Linked DNA regions of Homo sapiens: region 2 is linked to region 1. A link is a loop called in an ENCODE intact Hi-C map of the cell type or tissue named here. Cell type or tissue: ovary. All regions are shown on one strand. Each heading gives the region's core, and the rest is flanking DNA. Links, peaks and the distances in the headings are about the cores only. Region 1 holds the start of TMEM275 (transmembrane protein 275). Region 2 has its middle 12 kb from the start of DMBX1.

Region 1 (10,086 bases), core at 830-8,829:
CACGTGTCACAATTCCCTGGCCAGAACGTCACACAGTGCCACCTAATCACAAATTAGCCAGAAAGTACAATCTTAACCTGTGCTCAGTAGAGTGGAAAACCAGAAAGATTTAGTGAACAGTGCCAAGGACACCCCACAACAGAGCTAGCCAGAACACCCACAACAAAATAGAACCAACACTGCAACAGCAGCCACAGGAGGCCACAGTCCACCAGATGAAATGGTGGTGCAAATTGAATTACAACAGCTGAGCAGCCTCAACACCTCACCCCTGCACACTCCCAGATCCCAATTAACCAGGGCGGAGGGCAACCTCGGGAATAAGCCCAACACCCACATGTTCTTAGTCCTTTTTGTGCCCAGGGCAGAGGTCCTTTTGTCTTATAGTCACTCTGCCTCCCAGGAGCAGATAAGAATCAATCATTCATTAGCAATTAGCACTTAGAAGCTCAGCCCCTGGGCTGGAATTATTTTCTGTTGAACCTAGTTTGCTAAACCAAGGAAGAAGCAAAGTGATTTTTACCTTCCTTGAACCAGAGAAAACCTGTCTTCCTCTGTGGTTGACGTTTGAGCAGTGTAAGTTCTAATTACAGGAGCTTATCTACAGGGCCTCAGAAGAGCCTGTGCCCTGTGCCTCAGTCATTCAACAAACATTTAGCAAATCTAGCACTGTGCTAGGTTGAGAGCTCAGGCTTTGGATCAGTACACCAGATTTCAAATCCTGGCACCACACTGCAATTGAGCGGTTTGGGATGAGTTTACTTAATCTTTTTCTGTCTCAGTTTCCTCATCTGTAAAATGGAGATGTAAAAGTAATACTTAATCTTATGTTGTAAAAATTAAATTGGATATTATTATAAGTGCTTAGCATAGCATAACTTAGTTGTAGATCTAATTGTGCTAATTTCAGATTATCATCTAGACTTCTGTTTCTGGCTAAAGTAGACTAGCTTCTATCAGACCAATTTACCTGCTGAGGATAACTTTAAAAGCTGGATTAAGCATTTAAGAAATCTGTTTAAAGGCATGGGAGAGCTACGAAGGCACTGAGGACTTGAGGGGGCCAAGATTGTGGAGAGAAGTAATACTAGATTTTGATTTTTCCCTAAAGGCATTTTCCAGTTTGTAGGAGGCAGTGGTCATGAGACTGGGGAGTCAAATTTGAATTTGGGGACTAAAAAGGGAACAGTTTTTATTGGGAAGACCAAAGAAACACTCTAGGAATAATGGCTAACCAGATATAGACTAGACTCAGGAAGACTGGAACAAAGTTTCCAATCAGTATAATCCTCGATTGGGTTAAAGTGGCCTGTCCTCCTTTAAGTGCCTGTCAGAAGCAAAAGTAAATCCCCTCTGGAGAAAGATGGCATCATTCAGAGCCTCATGCTAGCTCTGTAAGTTTTTATACACAATGTTGGACATTCAATAAAAAATTATCTGGCATTTCAGGAGATAAGACCAAATGAACAAAAGCAATAAAACAGACAAGAGCAATAAAACAGACAATAGAAACAAGCCCACTGGAGATCCAGATGTTGGAGTTTTCAGATATGGACTCTAGAAGGTTTAATATGTTCAAGAAAATTAACAACAAGGGAATCTTTCAATAGAAAACTGGAATCTATGAAAAAGAATCTAGTGGAAATTCCAGAACTGAAAAGTTATAACAAATGAAATCAATAACTCCGTTGATGGATTTAGCAGCAGAAAAGACACATGTGAAAATAGGATTAGTAAACTAGATAGTAGAAAAATATTTCAGTAGAAAAATATCCAGACTGAAACAGAAGGAAGGAAGGAAAAGCCTAGAAAATATAGAATAAAGTGTAAAAGAGACATGTGGGGCAATAGCAAATGGCTGAACATACAAGCAATGAAGGTCCCAGAAGGAGAGGAGAAAGAGAATGGGGAAAAGATAAGAGCTGACATGTTTCCTGAACTGTGGGGTGATATGATGCAGCCACAGATTGTAGAAGCACCAGGAAGGATACATACAAAGCAAATATCTACAAAGAAGGATAAATACAAAGAAAAACTCACTTAGGCACATCACAGTAAAACTGCTAAAACCTAAAGGCAAAGGAGAGTCTTCCCCGTATGGGAAAAGAAGCAAGATCTTGGCCGGGCGCAGTGGCTCACACCTGTAATCCCAGCACTTTGGGAGGCTGAGGCAGGTGGATCACGAGGCCAGGAGTTCGAGATCAGCCTGGCTAACATGGTGAAACCCCGTCTCTACTAAAAAAAAAAAAAATTATCTGGGCATGGTGTTGGGTGCCTGTAATCCCAGCTACTCAGTAGGCTGAGGCAAGAGAATCACTTGAACCCAGGAGTCGGAGGTTGCAGTAAGCTGAGACTGCGCCACTGCACTCCAGCCCAAGTGACAGTGCAAGACTCTATCTCAAAAAAAAAAAAAAAAAAAAAGGAGAGGCAAGATCCCTGGACTCTCCAGCCCGCAGGGCCTTCCTGACCCTCATCCAGTGTCAGCTTCCAGGAGGCTGATGTGAAGTGAGGTGAACCAGACTCCCTCCTCTCCATCGGGGCACCCTCATACTGAGCCCTCCCCACAGGAAGGGAACCCCTGCCTTTTTCAGATTATGTCAGATGTTGATGAATGAGGTTGGGGAGAGGCTTGAAAGGGGAAGATTTGGGAATCTCACAGCCCCTCCGAGGATCAAATCCTTCTCTTTAAAATTAAGCAAGATTGTGTGGGGTGTGAGCCAGCTCATCTGTTTTCTGACTCTGGTCTCAGAATGTCTATTCTTCCTTTTAGTCCAGCCACCAGAGCCCCAATCCACTTCCCTCTCTGAGCCTCAGTCTCCTCAGTTGCAAAATGTGGCTATTAAAAACATTTTTTTTAATTTTTTTTATTCATAAAAAAAAATAAATAGATGCAGGGTTTTGCCATGTTGCCCAGGCTGGTCACAAACTCCCAAGCTCAAGTGATCTGCCTGCCTCAGCCTCCCAAAGTGCTGGGATTACAGGTGTGAGCCACCAAGCCCAGCCAAAATATGGCTATTAATAGGCATCAAGCAGTAGTAGATTGTGATGTCATAGATGTAAAAGTGCTTTGCAAACTGTAAACTGCTGTACCCTTTTAGTGGTTGCTATCCCTGCCTGGCAGGACCATCAGCAGCAGGTTAGAGAGCAAATGTTCATGCAGATGAGGAGCTTCCTCAGGAATCTGTGGTCTGTAGATGCCCTCAAGGGTCAACATGTGCTTTCTTTGCTAAGATTTGGGGATTTCTGACTTCCTGCCAGCTTGGTACGGCAACAAGGTGATTCTGGCTAGAGTCTCAGTAGGGCTGCCACCTCTCAGCATGGTGCCAGGAGAGGGAGCCCTGGAGTCATCAGCTCTGGACAGGCCTGGAGGTGGCCTTTCAAGTCCTCTGACCTGCGCATCCTGTGTGTTGCAAGTGAAGGATCTGACACTAGCCTTCATTTTCACTCAGTCATCAAGCTTTCTCCATCTCCACTGGGTATAGGGTTTGGACACTCAGAAAGGTACCTCCACCTGGGAGACAGCCCAACTTTTCTGTTTCCAAAACCAACATGACCAACCTCCCAGATTTGAGACTTCATGACTCCCTTCTCTGTCAACCAGCACCACAAGGGCATGGTTAACATTTATTAAATACTCACTGTTCTAAGCGCTTTATTTAGCTTAAAGTATTTAATTATCACTGTACCCTATGAGGTGGGTTCTATGATTAGCCCCACATTACAGAAGAGAAGATGGAAGCAGGAGAGTCAGGCCCCCTGTGAAGGTCACACTCACTCACTGCTCCTCACCCTGCATGCTCCCCTCAGACCCGCGGTACCATCTGATTACTTCCCTTTCATCCCCATCCAGGACCCTTTTCTGGCATTTTTTCCCCACAATTCTAACACAGCTCACTAGCTAAGATCTCGTCCTTTGAGGGCCTTTGTACCAACTATGATCTTATGCGTTATAGAACAGAATTCTCAAATAGAAATCATAAATCCCTAGACTCTAATTTTATTACTCTTGTTTCTGCATGCATTTCCAGAATTCTAGAATCCAGTGATAGATCCCAGAACCAGAGACATCTAGAGAATCCTAGAAAGGAATTCTAGCATCCAGCAATTAGGCTTTTGAATCCAGGTTCAACAGTAAAACAATGGGGAGTGGAATGGAGGTAGGATTGGAATTTAATAGAATGCCCAGTCTAGAAAGGGCCCTGGTGCTTTAGATCTGCTCCAGCCCAAGCCAGCCGATGTGGGGACTGTGCCCTCTCACTGACCGTCTGAACCATCAGGAGCTCCTCACTCTCACGTGGCCACTCACTCCAGGGCCTCATCTGATGTTCAGGAGAGTCAGTGTCATTGCTATGCCTACCGGAGTCTAGGGTGGGGATACTGAGGCCAAGTGGCATGGTCATTTGGGTCCTGGTTCTGGATCTTGGATAAACTGCTAGACCTCTGGGAGCCTCGGTTTCTTCATCTGAATAAGGGGGTGGGGGTGGGGGGCAAGGTCAGATGATTTCCAAGGCCTCTTCCACTTGAGAGAGTGAGTTGCCTAAATCCCAAGAGCTGCCATTTGCCTTACTAGTTAGGACTACTGAAGACGATGATTATCATGTGATGAGCACCTAAGCTGAACTGGACACTGTGCTGAGCACTTTCCAGCCACTATCTCACTCAAATGAGTTCAGGTAGGCTTCCTGGAGGAGAGGGGTTGGAGGGGCAGCGTCTGTTTGGAGGACAAAAAAGTGAGGAGAGAGGGAGGATGGCAAGATTGGCCACGAGGGACCCCCGGAACTAGGTGGGGAAACAAGTCGATTCTTCACATATGGGATGGTTTGTTGCTTCCCAGAGGCAGAGGCAGGGGGCTGGCCAAGATGACCTCTGCCCACCCAGGCACTCAGTGTAGCTACAGACGGAGCCTAGGACTGGAGGTCAAGATACCCTGCTGACGCCGCCCTCTTGCTGTGTGCCCACAGGACCAGCGTGAGGAGGCTCCTGGCAGTTGCCCACAGGACCAGCGTGAGGAGGCTCCTGGCAGTTGGGCTGTTCCGGGCCGGCGGCAGGAGGGAGCTTGATGCGTGCCTGGCGTGCGCAGGCCGATGCCGCCGGCAGAAAAGAGCGAGGGGCCACCGGTCCCGGCGCCCGCGGAACGCGCCCGGGGCCGGGTGCCCGGCCTGCCGTCGCCGGCGCTGTGCTGCGCCTGCGGTCTGTGCGCGCTGCTGGCGGGCGTGAACGTGACGCTGGCAGGCGCCTTCGCCTCCTTCTTGCCCGAGCACAACGCGCTGCTCGTCGTGGGGCTGGCGCTGCTGGTGCTGGCGCTCGGCTTCTTCGCGGCCTGCTGCGTGTGTAGCCGCCGGGGCCTCGCGCCCCGTGGGCGCTCGGCGGCCGCGGCGGGCCCGGGCCAGGGTGGCGGCCGCGCCGGGCCCGTGGCGCTGGAGATGGAGAGCAGCGAGCCCACGGCACAGGACACCACGGCCGTGCAGCTCAGCCCTGCCGTCTCCGCCGCGTCCTCCGGCTGCTCCAGCCCCGGCCCCAGCCCCCTCGCCCTGGAGGCCCCGGCGCCCGCGGCCGTCTGCGCGCTGCGCTCGGAAGGAGTCCAGCTCAACCCACCCCGGGCGCGCGCCGCCCCCTAGCGGACCAGGGCCCCGCCGTGACTCCGCTGTCCGGGTTCATTCCCCTTCCTTCAGTGCCATTTAAGGGGGGAAAAGAAAGAAAAGAAAAAGAAAAAAGAAAACCTTTTCTTCCTTCCTTCCTTTCTTTTTTACAAGGGTCTGGTGCTGGGCTCAGGTGGCCTCATCTTTTCCATCTCCCAAACTCCTGGGTAGAATGTGGTGATGGTGTCAGGGGTCACACCCCAAAGAAGGGAGCAGCAGAGCCTTGGCCCCTTAGACAGGGTCTCTGGTCTCTAGTAAACCTTACCCATCCAGCTTGCTGAAAGTAGGCCCCTGGACCCTGGAACCCTGACACTGCCACCTCCCCCTGGCATTTGGGCACTGTGAACCAAGGAGCACCCACCCTGAAGGGGCTAACCACCAGCAGTCCCCCCAGTGAGGTGGGAGGAAGAGAGGGAGAAGGGTTGAATGTCAGCCTGGGCTGTCTCTGTCCTTGCACACACCGTGAAAGGCTTCCAGTCCCCTCTCCTGCCCCTCCCCACCTTCCTTGTTTCTACCCCAACATGACCTTTGGGATTCATTTGGCTGAGAAGCCGTGGCTCTGACTTGGGCCAGGATGGTCCCTAGAATTAGGGCCGGGGTGAGCACTCCCCACCCTTTCTGTCTGACTAAGAGCAAGAGTAGCTGAGACTGGGGCCCTGACAGAGGTGAGTGGTGAGGGAGCTTCTGCAGCCCTGAAAGTCCTAGTGTGACTTTCACTGCCAGCAATGCTGGCCCCCACCCACCCTGACTGTGGCACACCATGCATTCCTGCAGTGCCTTACTCCTCAATAAAGCACCTTTGGAGTCAGTCCTCTGTGACAGTGCAGGCCGGGAGGGAGGGGTGGCTGTGGGGCCTCTGGCTAAGCACCCTGGGTTCTGGGGCCCTCCCAGCCTGTGGCTGAGTGCCTGAGCATCCTGGTACCAGCCCCTCCTGGAGACCTAGAAGGCGGCTTCAAGGGAGAGGAGTGTGTGACTATGAGTAAAAGACTGTATCTAAGACTGTGTGCCCATGAATGTGGGAACAGATGGGTCAGATTGGGGGACTGGATGAACATAGGAGTGTGACTGTGGGTGTGATTGCCTGGCTCCTGTAAGAGGTGGGGAGTGGCAGCGTTTGGGTAACAGTCTGACATCACACATGCATGTGGAGGTGTGAGGGCAGCAGTAGTGGTTGAGGGCATGGTCACTGAGCAGGGTGAGGGGAGAAGTGCTCCACGGGGCTGTGCAAAGCCCAGACACTGCCCAAGCTAGCTGGACTTGCCGAGTTTGGGCCCGGCCTGTGGTTCGTCCAGGTGAGGGGGTAGGTGAGGGGGCCAAGTAGAGGAATAGGGGCTGCCTTGCAAAAAAGAAAAGGGGTCAGGGGACTGAGGAGGAGACACTGCAACTCTGGGCCAGCCCTTCGTCTCCATGCAGGTACCTAGGCAAGCAGTGACTGGGGCACATGCTGACCCACTGCCCCCGGCTGGCTATGACTCCCTGCCCATCCACTCCTGGCTTCATCACCAGCCTCCCTTTCTGTTTCCAAGACAGGCTTTGCTACTACTCTGCCATGACCCAGACACTTCCCACCAGCCCTGGGCTCTTCCTTCCTCTGGCGCCATCTCCACCTCTGTCTCTCCTGCTGTCTCCTCTCCCACTGACCTAGAGAAGAGCAAGTCTGCCTGAGCAGGTGCTGAGCAGGCCATCTCTATTAATTTGCACGTGTCAATGGGCCTTAACCTTTGAAGCTCCCAGTACCTACAGCTGATGACCTATTCTCTGAGCTCCCCAACCCCACCCTGTATGTGTGTAAGGAAGGCCACTTCCCCAGGCTCCAGTCCTGTCTCTTCTGGTGCATTGGTCTGCAGCTTTAGATGCCACCTGCTGCTGTGGTAGAGCAGTAGGTGAGAGGGGCCACCGCTGATGCAGCCTTGGGGTGTGGTCAGAACCACCCTTCTCCTACCACCTTAGGATTCTAGCCCTGCAATGCTAGGCTCAGCCGAACCCCTCTCCCACCTGCTGTTAGATGCCTGGAATTACATTCTCTTTCCTGTTCCCCCACAAGACTTCCAGATCCTGTTCTGCAAGCCTGGCTGCTGCAGAGGAAGAGTGAGCCTACGATAAAAACTCAGGGCAGTGGGACATGGATCAATGGTGTGGGTAGAATGGATCAGGGAAGGCGGGACATTGGCTCCCTGGAGTCCCTTCCACTTACACCCCCAGCTGAAGGTCATCATTTGTCTTTTCTCTGCCCCGCTTCCTCCACGGGCACACCAGAAGAGATTTTCCAGATCCAGTGCCCCAGGGCTCACCTTCCCAACAGCTCCAGTCTGCCACCGTGGGGACTCCTCACTTCACACCCCTTCCCTGGGTGACACCCAGGGACAGGCCCCTCTAGGGCAATATGGCCAGCGAGGCCCTAGGGAAGCCCCACTCTCCTACACATGGTGAGGCTGGAGGGTGTGCTCTGTCTCACACCTCTGCAGGCCCCTCCCAGGCAGGCTTCAGGCCCTGAAAGGGCCTCTGGGAGGCAGGTTTCTGTTGAGGAGAGGACATGATTCTGACAGCACAGAAGCATCAAGCTCCCTGACCTTGGGGAATTTGAGCAGGGACCAGTAGTTCCTGCAGGGATGCTGCAGACCGGCCCTGGAAGGAGGGTAAAACCTTCCACTCCCACCCTAGGCCCTGAAAGCCTCAGAATTGAGGCAGTAGGGCCTATCCTCAGAGGCACAGGGACTGTGGTAGAGGACACAGAGCTGGTCCTTCTAAAGGAGGGGTACTCCCCAGGGCCTGGGGGCGGGGGGGCTTTAGGGTGCTACACGTGGTGAGTGGCCCCTGCCTCCCCAAGGAAACTACTGCTGGCCCGGACAAGGCAGCTCATTAAGGGAAATGAGGTTTCCCCCATGCTTCTCCCTCTAGGAGAAATGAGGGCAGCCACTTAGAACCTCTTTGTATTATTATCTTGAGATAGGATCTCTCTCTGTTGCCGAGGCTGGTGTGCAGTGGCACAATCACAGCTCACTGCAGCCTCAACCTCCCAGGCTCAAGTGATCTTCCCACCTCAGCCTCCCAAGTAGCTGGGACTACCAGCACACCCCACCATGCCCGGCTAATTTTTTGTATTTTTTGTAGAGACAGGGTCTCACTATGTTGCCCAGGCTGATATTGAACCCCTGGGCTCAAGCAGTCCTCTCACCTGGGCCTCCCAAAGTGCTGGGATTATAAGTGTGAGCCACTGTGCCCAGCCTTAGAATCGTTTTTTTTTACTAATTAATTTAAGAATTCCTGAGCCCTGCTATGTTCCCTGCTATGAGGGAATATAATGATGAACAAGCTCTCAGGGAGCTCACATTCTATTTGGAGGAGACAGACAATAAAGAATTAAATAAGTGAGCAAATGAGACCAAAAAAGCTTAGCTAGTGAACAGCACTACACAGAAAATTACAATAGGATGTTGTGATAGATAGAGGCACTTGTCGGATGGTTGGGGGTTTTTCTCTGAAGAGGTGGCATTTAAGCTGGGCTCTGAATGGTGAGTCAGCCATGCAAAGGTCTAGAGCAGGAACATTTCAAGCTCAGGAAACAGCCAGTGCCAAGCCCTAAGGTGAGAATGAACTGGCCTCTGTGTGTCAGAACAAGAAAGAAAGGCTGTTGAGACACAGATGGAAGATGAAGCTGGAGAGGCGGGGAGGGGGTATTGCTTAGCTCATGGAGGGCTTAGTAAGCCCGGGTGAGGAGTTGGGATTTGATTCTTGGTGAGATGGGACCCACTGGAGGGTTTTAAGCAGGGAAGTGACATGATCTGATTTATGATGGTAAAGACTGCTCCACCTGCTGTGTGGAAGTAACAGAGTGGCGAGGGGCAAGAGGGAAAGCAAGGCTAGGAGGGGCAGGCTAGGAGGTCACAGCAGTGAGACATATGGGCACTGGGACTAGGGTGGTTGCTTGGAGTAGACAGATTCTGCACCTCTTGGGGGAGTTTTGGGGGCATGAAAGAGAAGAATCCTGAGGAAGTTCTAAAATTTTGGTTTGAGCACCAGGGTGTATGGTGGAGGATCTGGATTTGGGAAAAAAGGGACATCCTGGTAAGGCAAAAGACCTGTTAGCCCAGAGGGACTGTCCCACAGAAACTGGAGCCACAGCTCTGAGTTCTGGAAGAGGAGGCGCTGGGATGGAGACGTAGAAGCTGTCGGCATGTGGGTGGTGGTGAAACTCCAAGGAGACAGGAAGACAGAGAACCCGGAAGATAGAATAGTCTAACTGCAGACTCCAGGGGGAGCAGGGAGCCCATGCTGCTGACTTCTGAATCCCACTCAGCCTTCTGTGATGCCAGGAGCCTTCTGATGAGAACTGTGGACTAGGAGTGGGGGATTAGGGAGAAGTGGAATGTGAGCACGAAGAGGCCAGATTCTGACTTGTTCACAGCTGTACCTTCGGTGCCCACCTGGCACAAGGTAGGTGCTCAAT
Region 2 (10,086 bases), core at 974-8,973, 56 kb after region 1:
ACCTGCTTGTGACACCTGGCCCAGCCCTGGGTGAGTTGAGAATGATCAAGATTAAGAATTACGAATGATTAAGCAGCAACATGCCATCCTCAGCATGGCATCTCCTAACTGGATTGGAGGTGTCCTCTAGCCATTATCTGATTCAGATAATCTGCATTAGCCCAGTTGTTATTTACCTCAGGGTTGGGAGAGTCATGGGGGAGATTGTGACTTAACCCACTCACAGGGTGAAACTCTAATGATGAGATTCCCAATAGTGAGACTGGTGAGGTTTATCAGTTATCCATTGCTGCATAACAAATTACCCCCAAACTTAGTGGCTTGCAACAAATATTTATTGTATCATAGTTTCTGAGGGTCAGAAATCCAGGAGCAGCTTAGCTGGGTGGTCTGACTCTGGGTGTCTCATGAGGCTGCAGTCAAGCCGCACTGTCCAGGGCTATATCATCTTCAGTCTTGATTGATGGGAGCTGGAGGGTCGTATTCTAGGAAAGTTCACTCACATGCCCGGCAGTTGGTGCTGGCTGTCAGCTGGGATGCCTCAGTTCTCTTGCATGTGGCCTCTAGGAGTATAGCCTGGACTTCTTTATATGGTGGCTGAGATGGATCAGAGAGAAAGAGACAGAGAGAGAGTGAGAGAGAGAGAGGGACAGAGGCGGGGGGGACAGAAGCTGTAGTCTTTTATAGGCTAATCTCAAAAGTGACATCCTGCCACTTTGTCATATTCTATTCATTATAAGCAAGTCACCAAGTCCATCCCATATTCAAGGAGAAGAGAATTAAGCTCCACCTCTCAAAGGAAGAAGTTATCAAAGAATTTGTGGGCGTGTTTTTTTTAAACTGCCACAACTAGGCAAGGAGACATTACCATTTTACCCAGTGTCTGCAAGATGACGAGCACCTCTTGATGTCTCCAAATCCCAGGAGGAGCTATCTTGAAGTTGGAAGGGTAGGGCCAAGGGATGGTGGGAACTCTGAAGTATCTCTTGCTTAGAACCACAATACAGCATTATAGCGTGCATGGTAATTAAATGCATGGACTCTGGAGCCAGACTGCCTGGGTTCAAATTCAGGGGGATGAGGGAGGGATGCTTCCTCACCAGGCTCTGCTACTTACTAGCTGTGACCTTGGGCAAGTCAACCTCTGTGCCTCAGTTTTCTTATTTGGAAAATGGGGGAAATAATCATGCTTACCCCCTCGGTTTGTTATAAAGATTGTGCTAAATGAGTTACCACTTAGCACCATGCCTGGTATGTGGGAAATGCCACATAAGTATCAGCTAATACTATCAGTTCTTCACTGTCATTGGCAACCCCCTCCCTGTGAACACTTTCTCACAAGGGATTTCTTGAGCACCTTTGATGTTCCTCAGGCTAATCCTATATACCCACCACCACCTCCCCAATTACTGTGGACCCCTCCCTATGACCAGCCCCACAGTTTGACCCAGCCAGGGGGCCAAGAAGAGGGGCTGGGCTCCGTGAGCACCATTTGACCCTGCCAGCCCAGCACTGCCTTTTGTGGCCTCTCTGGGAATGTTGTGCAATATGTTGGCCACAAACATTTTACGAGCAAGAGGACAGGGAGAAATTTTCGTCTATCGACCCACAGTCAGGGTTGCTCCCTCCCCCTCCTCTCCGTAAGTCTCCTTGCCAATGAGAGGGCCAAGGCCAAGGCTGTCCTCTCAGCAGAGCCCCCAAAGCAGCAGCCCAGTCTTCCCAGCACTAGACCTGAAACAACTACCCCCTCCCCCACTCCACCCCGACACAGAGGAGTAGGCAGAGCTCTAATCTAGGAGACCTGAGTGCATAGGGCCTAGGAGCCTTAGCCCTCTGGGGTGGGGAACCTCTCCAAGATTGCTCGGTCTAGGATCCCCAAAACATTTTCATCCAAATACCAATAAATAAGAAAAATAAGGTTTTTATAGGAAAATTTTCATAAAGCTACATCTATTCAATTTGAAGATCTATCCTCTCTATTCTGGGATTATGTCTTTTTTACTTTTTTGATTCTAAAATATCCTCTTTTTAATAAAATGATGCTGACAGCAGTTAGTAGTTTTCCATCTGTGCCCTTATATGGCAAAATTAATAGCTGGCAATTTTATTCTGGAACTCATATTTAAAACATTTTTTGCTGGCCCATGAAATGCAAACATGTGAAACACCATTCTCTTCTACATAGAAAGCACAAAACTGCCCCTTCCCCATCAAGAACACCTGCTGACCTCTAGCCTGGGTTCAAACACCTGGTGAAAAGGGGGAGCTCACTACATTCCTGCCTCAGCTTGGCCAGCAACTTGGTGTGACCTGAGGCAAGCCCCTTCTTATCCTGAGCCCTGGTTGGTCTCCCCATCTGCTCAGTGAGCAGTGCAGACTGATGTTCCTTCTCACTCTGTGATCTAGACCCACTCCAACTGCTACCCTGAGACCTGCAGCCCTTCTTGCTCTACTCCCTCGTCCACCTCCACCCTGAAATGACCACAGGTGGATGCTGATATTCTGGGCCAGGCTGGCTGGGCCTGGGATGCTCCCTTACCAGGTTCGACTGGGGATACAGTCTCTGAGCTGGGGCTAGGGGGGTCAGAGGGGTCTTTGGCCTTTGGCCTGGGGGACCCTTTGGGATGCGACAGGGACAGAGAAAAGGATTTATCTCAGGGGCTTGGCCTGCACTGAGCTCTCGGGACCCCCTCCCCTCCCTGCCCCTAAGGCTTGGCTGGAGCACAAGGGGCCCCTTTGTGGGGCCTAATCTCAAAGCACTTCGGCTTTAGCGACCTTCAGGGATGAAAGCGCCAGGAGCTAGCGGCCGGGAGGTGGTGTGGGGGCAGCCCTGCTAATCCCTGCGCTTTTGCCAAACAAAGCTGCCAGGAGGGGCTGGCTCCCGGGAGATGATCCAGAGAACCAATTCCCCGAGCCTAACCCGCTCTGACAGCCCGACAAGGAGAGGCCCGCTGCCCGCCCCCATGGCCCCAGCACGGCCACAGGGGCTGAGGGAGGCCTGGCCTAGGACTGTTGGGCACAGCCTGCCATCCACCCATGGACACCCTTCTCTGTCCATGAGCATGTTTCTCCACTTCCTTTCCCCCCGTGTCAGCTACACTGGCCTGCTAGTTCCTCAGCCTCCAAACACCTTAACCTGGTCTCCTCAGGCCCTACCACCCTAGCCCCCCCCAGGACCCCAGTTCTTAATTCTCAGCCCCTAAGTTTCCCAATATCCAAAATCCTCAGCCCCTCCCAATATCATCCCATTCCTTAGGACCCCAGACTCCCAGCCCCTCAGCCACCCAATATCCACCTCTCCTGATTCTCAGCCCACAATCCTTAACTCTCCATCTCACAACCTTTCAGCTTTTCTCCCCCAGTTCCCCACCCCAGGCTCCACAGAATGCCAGCCCTGTTCTCCCAGCCCTTCCCCTCCTGAGCTGGGCAGACACCCCTACCTTTCCGTGGGATGCATCTGCCTCACTCTGCCCTATGCCATTCCACCTGACCAGGCTTCCCAGTACCCCAGGGACCCAGACCTGTGCTCAGTTTGGCCATGAGAAGACGGAAGAGGGAAGTGATTCTGACTCGACCCTGATTAAACCTGTGTCGTGTACCAGACACTCTCTCCACCCATGACCACTTTGAACTCCTGATGCTTCATGCCGGTCTCACAGGTGAGCAGCATCACGGCCAGAGGAAGGGGCAGGGGTCTCTCCTGGGCTCCATGGCTTGAGAAAAGCAGCCCAAAGGGCTAGTTTCTTAGGGAAGAGGGTGTTAACAGGGCTGGGCATTCTACTGCCCCATCGCTCTCCTAAGCTGAGGAGACCCAGGATGCAGAAACCTCCACTAGGCTCAGAGAGGGCCAGGTGCCAGGTGGGTCACCCAGGCTGGCAGGGGTCACTGAGGAGCCAGGATGGCCTTGGGGCCCACAGGGGAGGAGGTGGGCAGGGCAAGAGGGTGGATTCCCAGGAGAGAGGTGGGGGCCAGGCCAGCCCAGAGCATTTTCCCACCATAGTTTCTGCTGTCTCCACTCCACTAATCTGATTACAATATTTACCAACCTCCCATGGCCTGCTTGGGAGGGGTGGCGTGTTACCCTGAGGATCTCAGTTCCAGTTCCCAGCATCATGGGAGGCCCAGAAAGGTGTTTACGGGACCTAAAATGACTGCACCAGGCCGTTCCTCCTGTCTGCAGTCACAGGGATATCTGAAAGACCCCTCCCCATCAAGTCTAGCCTTCTTCAGGAAGTCTCCCTTGCCACCCTCTGTGTCCAGTTTCCTGGGTCCCCTCCAGTACATTGGGTTCTCATGCTGTCCCATCACATTATTAATGTAATATAATAATTATATTATTCAAAATCTGAGGCAGTGCCTTCCTTCCCGAGGATAAAAACTTTAATAGTGAGTTTGCAGGCACTGAGGACAAAGAGGGTGGTGACGCAGGCCCCAGAGGGCTACTCCACCTAATTGGCATCAGTGTCACACACAGTTGCTGTGACCTCACACTCAGGCTCAGCTCCTTCCTCAAAAGTGGGGTAAGGGAGCACTGAAACACTCATGTCAGGACTCACCGACAGAACAGACCGGACTGTGGTTCTCTCATACACACACACCTGTGCACACACGGTGAATGCACCTGCTGTCACACTGTCACATACGGAGGGCCCACTCCTCCCAGACCCTTCTCCCTCCTCTGTGCCAATTAGCACAGGACAGGAGGTCTATAGGGAACGCCCTGGGCTTGCTCCCTTCCAGAGCTGGTGTAGGTATGAGAGTTCCGTGGAGCGAGGACGCTGCCTGTAGATGAGAGAGGGGGATTCTTTGGGGGCTGGGAGGGAGACTCTTACTCCTTCTGTAACCCAAAATAGGACCATTTAAGAGGCAAGATGCCAGCCTCCCTGAGGATTGAGGACAGAGGAGATAGCGCTCCCCAGGAAAACCAAAATGCGTTTTTCCCCTCCCTTTCCTCCAAGGGTCTAAACCCCAAGCTCACTCATCCCTTGCAGGATTTCAAATAGAGAGGGGTTTTGGGGGTAACAGATAAGGGTTTCTTTAAAAAGCTAACAATCCAGGACCAACTTCAGACTGGGAGAAAGCTTGCCCCTTCTGAGGGCCCTAGGGTTCCACCCACAATGTACTCAACACTTACCCCTTTGGGTAATTCCAGCCAGGGGGTTGAAGAACAGGAACAAACCAGACGTCACCAAGGATCGGCCGCCCCCTGCTGTCTGGCTCTCAGAACTGCACCCTCTCCCCTGGGTGCCCCTCCCAGGCTCTTTATGTACTCCCGCAATCACACAAGGCCTTCACCTCTCACCTCCACATGCCCGTGGTTGGGTCAAAAAACCCATTCTGCCTTGATGTTCCAATTCCCCCACTGGCAGCTGCCTCGAAAAGGAGAGGGCCAGGCTGAGGTAAGGGCAGCAAGGTTGGAAAGATGGAGTTTCAAAGGCTGAATCTTGACTTTTCCACCCCTAAGGTACGGAGCGGGAGGGAGAGACCGACACAGGAAACAGGAGAAGTCAGTCTGGGGTGAAGTGGCCCTGAGACTGGAGAGGAGGGGTAAGGGAGAGGGATCTGATGAAGGAAGAGAGAGGGGACAAATCAGAGGGGCACAGGTGAGAAGGGCCCAGAGACATGGCAGGTAAAGTAGACCCAGGTGACAGGGGAATGGAGATATGGGCACAGGTGAGGGCACAGGTGGGCTGGGGGAGAGAAAAGGGGGCAGGGAAGGCATAGGGAGGCCTCCAAGGCAGCCCATGCGTAGCAGTCAGTGCCCCCTGCTGCCTGCCATCCACTGGTCCACATCCAGCTCTGCATGTCCAGCCCTGAGGACTGGCAGCCTTGTGACTGATGGCTAGGCCCCTGCTGGGGGCACTGAGGGTGGCCACTCAGCAGAGGCAAACAGCTTGGACATCTGTAGCCTCTGGACTATGAGACATGGTGGGGGCAGTGGGCAGAACAGATTGAGTTCAGTGCCGTGGTCTGAGGCCCAGACCTGGCAGGGGTCAGGGGAGGTTTGTGAGCCAGGCTTGGCTCCTCTCCCTCCCTCTCTGGCCTGTCCCAAGGGTCCTCTCTAAGGCAGGCCCAGCCTTTCTCTCCTGTTGTGAAGCCCAGAAGGGAGCTTTGTCCAGCTGGCCCAAGTGCCAAGGCTCCTAGCCTACCAGGCACCCTTCAGGACAGGACAGAACCCTGCCTTCCAGCCCCTCCATGGTGTACCCCAGCACACACAGTCAGGCCCAAGAGCCCTCTTTCTTTTTTTCTTTTTCTTTTCTTTCTTTCTTTTTCTTTTTTTTTTTTAAGACAGGATGTCACTCTATTGCCCAGGCTGGTGTGCAGTGGTGCAATCAGCCACAGCTCACTGGCAGCCTCAAACCCCACCTACCTACCCTTTTCCGGCTCAAGTGATTCTCCCACCTCAGCCTCCCAAGTAGCTGGGACTGTAAGTGTGTACCATCTATAGTCCCAGCTACTGGCTAATTTTTTGTATTTTTAGTAGAGACGGGGTTTCACCATGTTGCCCAGGCTGGTGTCGAACTCCTAGGCTAAAGCAATCTTCCCGCCTTGGCCTCCCAAAGTGTTGGGATTCCAGGTATGAGCCACTGTGCCCGGCTCCAATCCCACTTTCTACTCTGCCTCATTTTCTTCTATCCACGTGGTGCTGTGTATGCATGGGTGGAAGGAGTATTAATTAGACTATGCTTATAGACTGTCCAGCCCCAAATTCATAACTTTTACCCCCTAAAGCATTGATCTACCCAGTCCCCTGAGGGAGAGAAGCTGACTTCATCATCCCCTTTTCTCAGCCATGGCCTTTGTTTTGTTTTTGTTTTTGTTTTTTTTGCATTGTTGTTTTGTTTTTTTGAGATGGAGTCTCGCTCTGTTGCCCAGGCTGAAGTGCAGTGGCCAACCTCTGCCTCCCAAGTTCAAGCAACTCTCCTGCCTCAGCCTCCTGAGTGGCTGAGATTACAGACATCCACCACCACACCCGCCTAATTTTTGTATTTTTAGTAGAGATGGGGTTTCACTGTGTTGTCCAGGCTAATCTCGAACTCCTGTCCTCAAGGGATCCACCCACCTCGGCCTCCCAAAGTGCTAGGATTACAGGCGTGAGCCACCTTGCCTGGCAGGCCTTTGTTGAGGGGTTGTTGTGGGGAGGCAGACTAGGGTGAGCCATGTGGGTAACTCACCCATGGTCACCAGCAGATGATCTGGGTTGGAACCCGGGTGTCCTGCACTCACCCAGGGCTCCTTCCACTATCTCCCCTGCCTCTCTAGGGCCCTGTAGTGGGTCCAGCCATCCACCCCCAGACTCTTATAACATTTCCACACACATACTATACATCAATCAGAAGATCTGTGGCCAGGAGGAGGGATGAGGGCCCAGGTGAGCAAATGAGACCTACCTTCTGGCTCCAAAACCCTGGAAGGTTGTCTTGGTTGTGGGGTGAGGGCCTCGGAGGGGTCTTGGTCTAAGGTAAATCTTGATCTAAAGTAAGTCCTGAAAGACCAATCAGTACTCCAAATGAGGAGGCACTTAGCAATGAGAGAGGCAGCCCAGGGAGGTGCTGAGCTTCCCATGCCAGAGAGATTTCCAGGTGAGGCCAGAGAAGGAAGGCTGGATGGCATGTTCCTTGAGGCTCCTTAGACCTGAAACCCCAGGCTGCTCCCAGGGAGCAACAGGAAAAATCACCCACCTTCAGACAGACCACTTGCTCCCCTACTCCTCTTCCTCCCCAGACACATGGTCAGAAGGAAGTGTCTGAGTGGCCTCATTTCTTCAGATTCCCCCTCCTATCCCCATGTCCCCCCAAGAGAGCCTGATGTCTGGACTTGAGGATGGCTTAGCCTAGCCCCACCCCCGCAGCTGCCTTCCTTCCTGCTCCCCACCCCAGCAGCCCCCAGGCCTCTTGCTGTGCCTGGCTGAGCGGGGATGGGGACGCCAAGGGGCTAGGGAGGGGGCTCATCAGCGGTTGCGCTGCTGCTAATAGACCATCCTCGGCCACATCCTATTACTGCACATACCCTCCCCAGCGCCCCCAGCCTGGCTGGCCTGCGCCTCTCTGCGGCTCCGGGGACCAGGCATCAGATTGGAGTCAAGATTCCGAGAGTGTCATTTGCCGCCGTTGATGGTGTTGATAATAGGGATGGGCTGGCGGGTGGGGGGCGGCGGCACAGAGGCGGATTCTCTATTAAGGCTTCCCCTCAGCGCAGCAGCAAGCGAGAAGCAGACCAGAGTTGGCACTGGGCGGGCGCGAGGCAGGGAGGTTCTCAGATGGGGTGGGCAGCTTACCTCTGCTGCTGTCTGCTCCATTAGTGCAGATCAGGCCCTGGCATGGAGCGTGCAGACTTGGTAGTTATGGGGTCAGAGAATGCCAAATTGCGGGGAAAGGGTGGAGAGCCAGTGGAAAACCCTGCACATCCCTCTACCCCTCTACCCCTCTACCCTGAGTCTGCCTGTTTCCATTCCACTTCACTGTCTGGGACCTACAACCCCCAGCTGCTGAACAGAAAGTGAGCTCCTTGCTGTCCTCCCTGCTCTCAGAGCACAGCCTCATAGCAGCAGCTGCAAAGCCCTGCTGGGAGCTGGGCAGTGGGTGTTCTTGTAGCCGGCCTTCACTGCCCCCGCAGACCCCATCACCTTCACCTCCTCCATCAGCACTTCACTGCCGCCTCCTCCTGTCATCACCACAGCCACTGCTGCCCAGGCCACCTCGACCATGGTCTCCACCCCCAACCCTGCTTCCACAAGGACACCATAATCACTACTGCTATCACCAACTCCATCCTCATCCCCACTTAGCAATGGTTATGAGCACAGGCTCTGGAGCACCTCCATTTACTAGCTGTGTCGCCTTGGATCACATATTTTAACCCCTCGGTGTCTAAGTTTCATAGTCTTTAAATGAGGGTAATATTAGCCACCTCAGAGGGCTGTCATGATTAAACAAGTTATTACATATAAAGTACTTAGAATAGTGCAGGGTACATAGTTAGTACTCAATAAATCTTATCCTCATTATTATTATCCCTATTCTCACCATTATCAACTTCATTGCCACCACTCCCACCTTCATCATCACCACCTCCACTGCCCTCCTTAACAGAAATAGCAGGCCAGGCGCAGTGGCTCATGCCTGTAATCCCAGCACTTTGGGAGGCTGAGGTGGGCAGATCACCTGAGATCAGGAGGTGGGTGGATAACCTGAGGTCAGGAGTTCGAGACCAGCCTGGCCAACATGATGAAACCCTGTCTCTACTAAAAATACAAAAATTAGCTGGGTGTGGTGGCATGCGCCTGTAATCCCAGCTACTAAGGGAGGCTGAGGCAAGAGAATCACTTGAACTTAGGAGGTGAGGTTGCAGTGAGCCGAGATCTCGCCACTGCATGCCAGCCTGGGCGACAAACTGAGACTCCATCTAAAAAAAACAAAAAAAACAAAAACAAACAAACAAACAAACAAAAAACAAGTAATAGCAGCTATCACTTAGATAGTATTTATTATGGGCCAGGCACTAGTCTAAGTATTGTGTAGATTTTATTAACTCATTTAATCCTCACAAGAACTCTATGAGGTAGGCATTATTAGCATCCCTATTTTATGGGAGAGGAAACTGAGGCAGAGAAAAGTTAAATAAGTTGCCTGGGGTCACACGGCTAATGTCAGAACCAGAAGTCAACCTATCTCCCATTAGGGCCTACTTTGCCCACAGTACTTTGACTATATCCATCACTTCCCTGTCACCTTCATCATTGTCAACATTCCAGCTCTTCCCCCACCTCCACCAGCATGTTAGCACCACCACCACCTCCATGGCTATCCAACTATCTCCACCTCGATGATGTCATCGTCTCCATCCCACTCTCAACAACCATCAGACCCTCAGCACCGTTGCTCCTTACTCACAGCCCATCTAAAACAGATTCTTGTTTTACCCTCCCTAGGCCCTGTACTCTGAGAGGTATGCATGTGCCCTGTGATACAGACCTGTTAATGTGGCCAGATCTGGAAAGGACAGGCAAAGAAATTTAAATTGCTACAAAGCTATTCAGGTGCCAGCTAGAATTTAAGGTCGGCTGGAGCCTGCAAGACATGCTTT

What was found. Hi-C counts contacts between places; a loop is a spot of excess contacts. Peaks named below come from ENCODE experiments on the same cell type or tissue, not always from the same donor. Only the 100,000 strongest peaks of a DNase experiment are listed, where the experiment ranks them.
Region 2: a loop joins it to region 1, with 2.3 times the contacts of the local background. A loop is called at or near these places in 86 of 110 quality-filtered maps.

The regions. Positions count from the first base shown.
Region 1 is chr1:46,528,526-46,538,611 of GRCh38, reverse strand. It overlaps TMEM275 (transmembrane protein 275), which reads left to right and starts at 3,097. Exons shown (of 4, transcript NM_001396071.1): 1 at 3,097-3,501; 2 at 4,029-4,157; 3 at 4,571-4,673; 4 at 4,962-6,446. The coding sequence starts at 5,085. The coding sequence ends at 5,618. RefSeq lists a cis regulatory region at 2,474-2,570 and silencers at 5,213-5,302, 5,433-5,632. In ovary, for the core only: a CTCF peak has its summit at 5,622 (motif pointing left); DNase peaks (open chromatin) are centred at 4,993 and 5,601; H3K4me3 peaks cover 881 bases; H3K27ac peaks cover 1,116 bases.
Region 2 is chr1:46,472,721-46,482,806 of GRCh38, reverse strand. No RefSeq gene overlaps it. Among named protein-coding and RNA genes, the nearest start is that of DMBX1, 12 kb to the left of the region's middle. In ovary, for the core only: a CTCF peak has its summit at 5,217 (motif pointing left); a DNase peak (open chromatin) is centred at 5,216.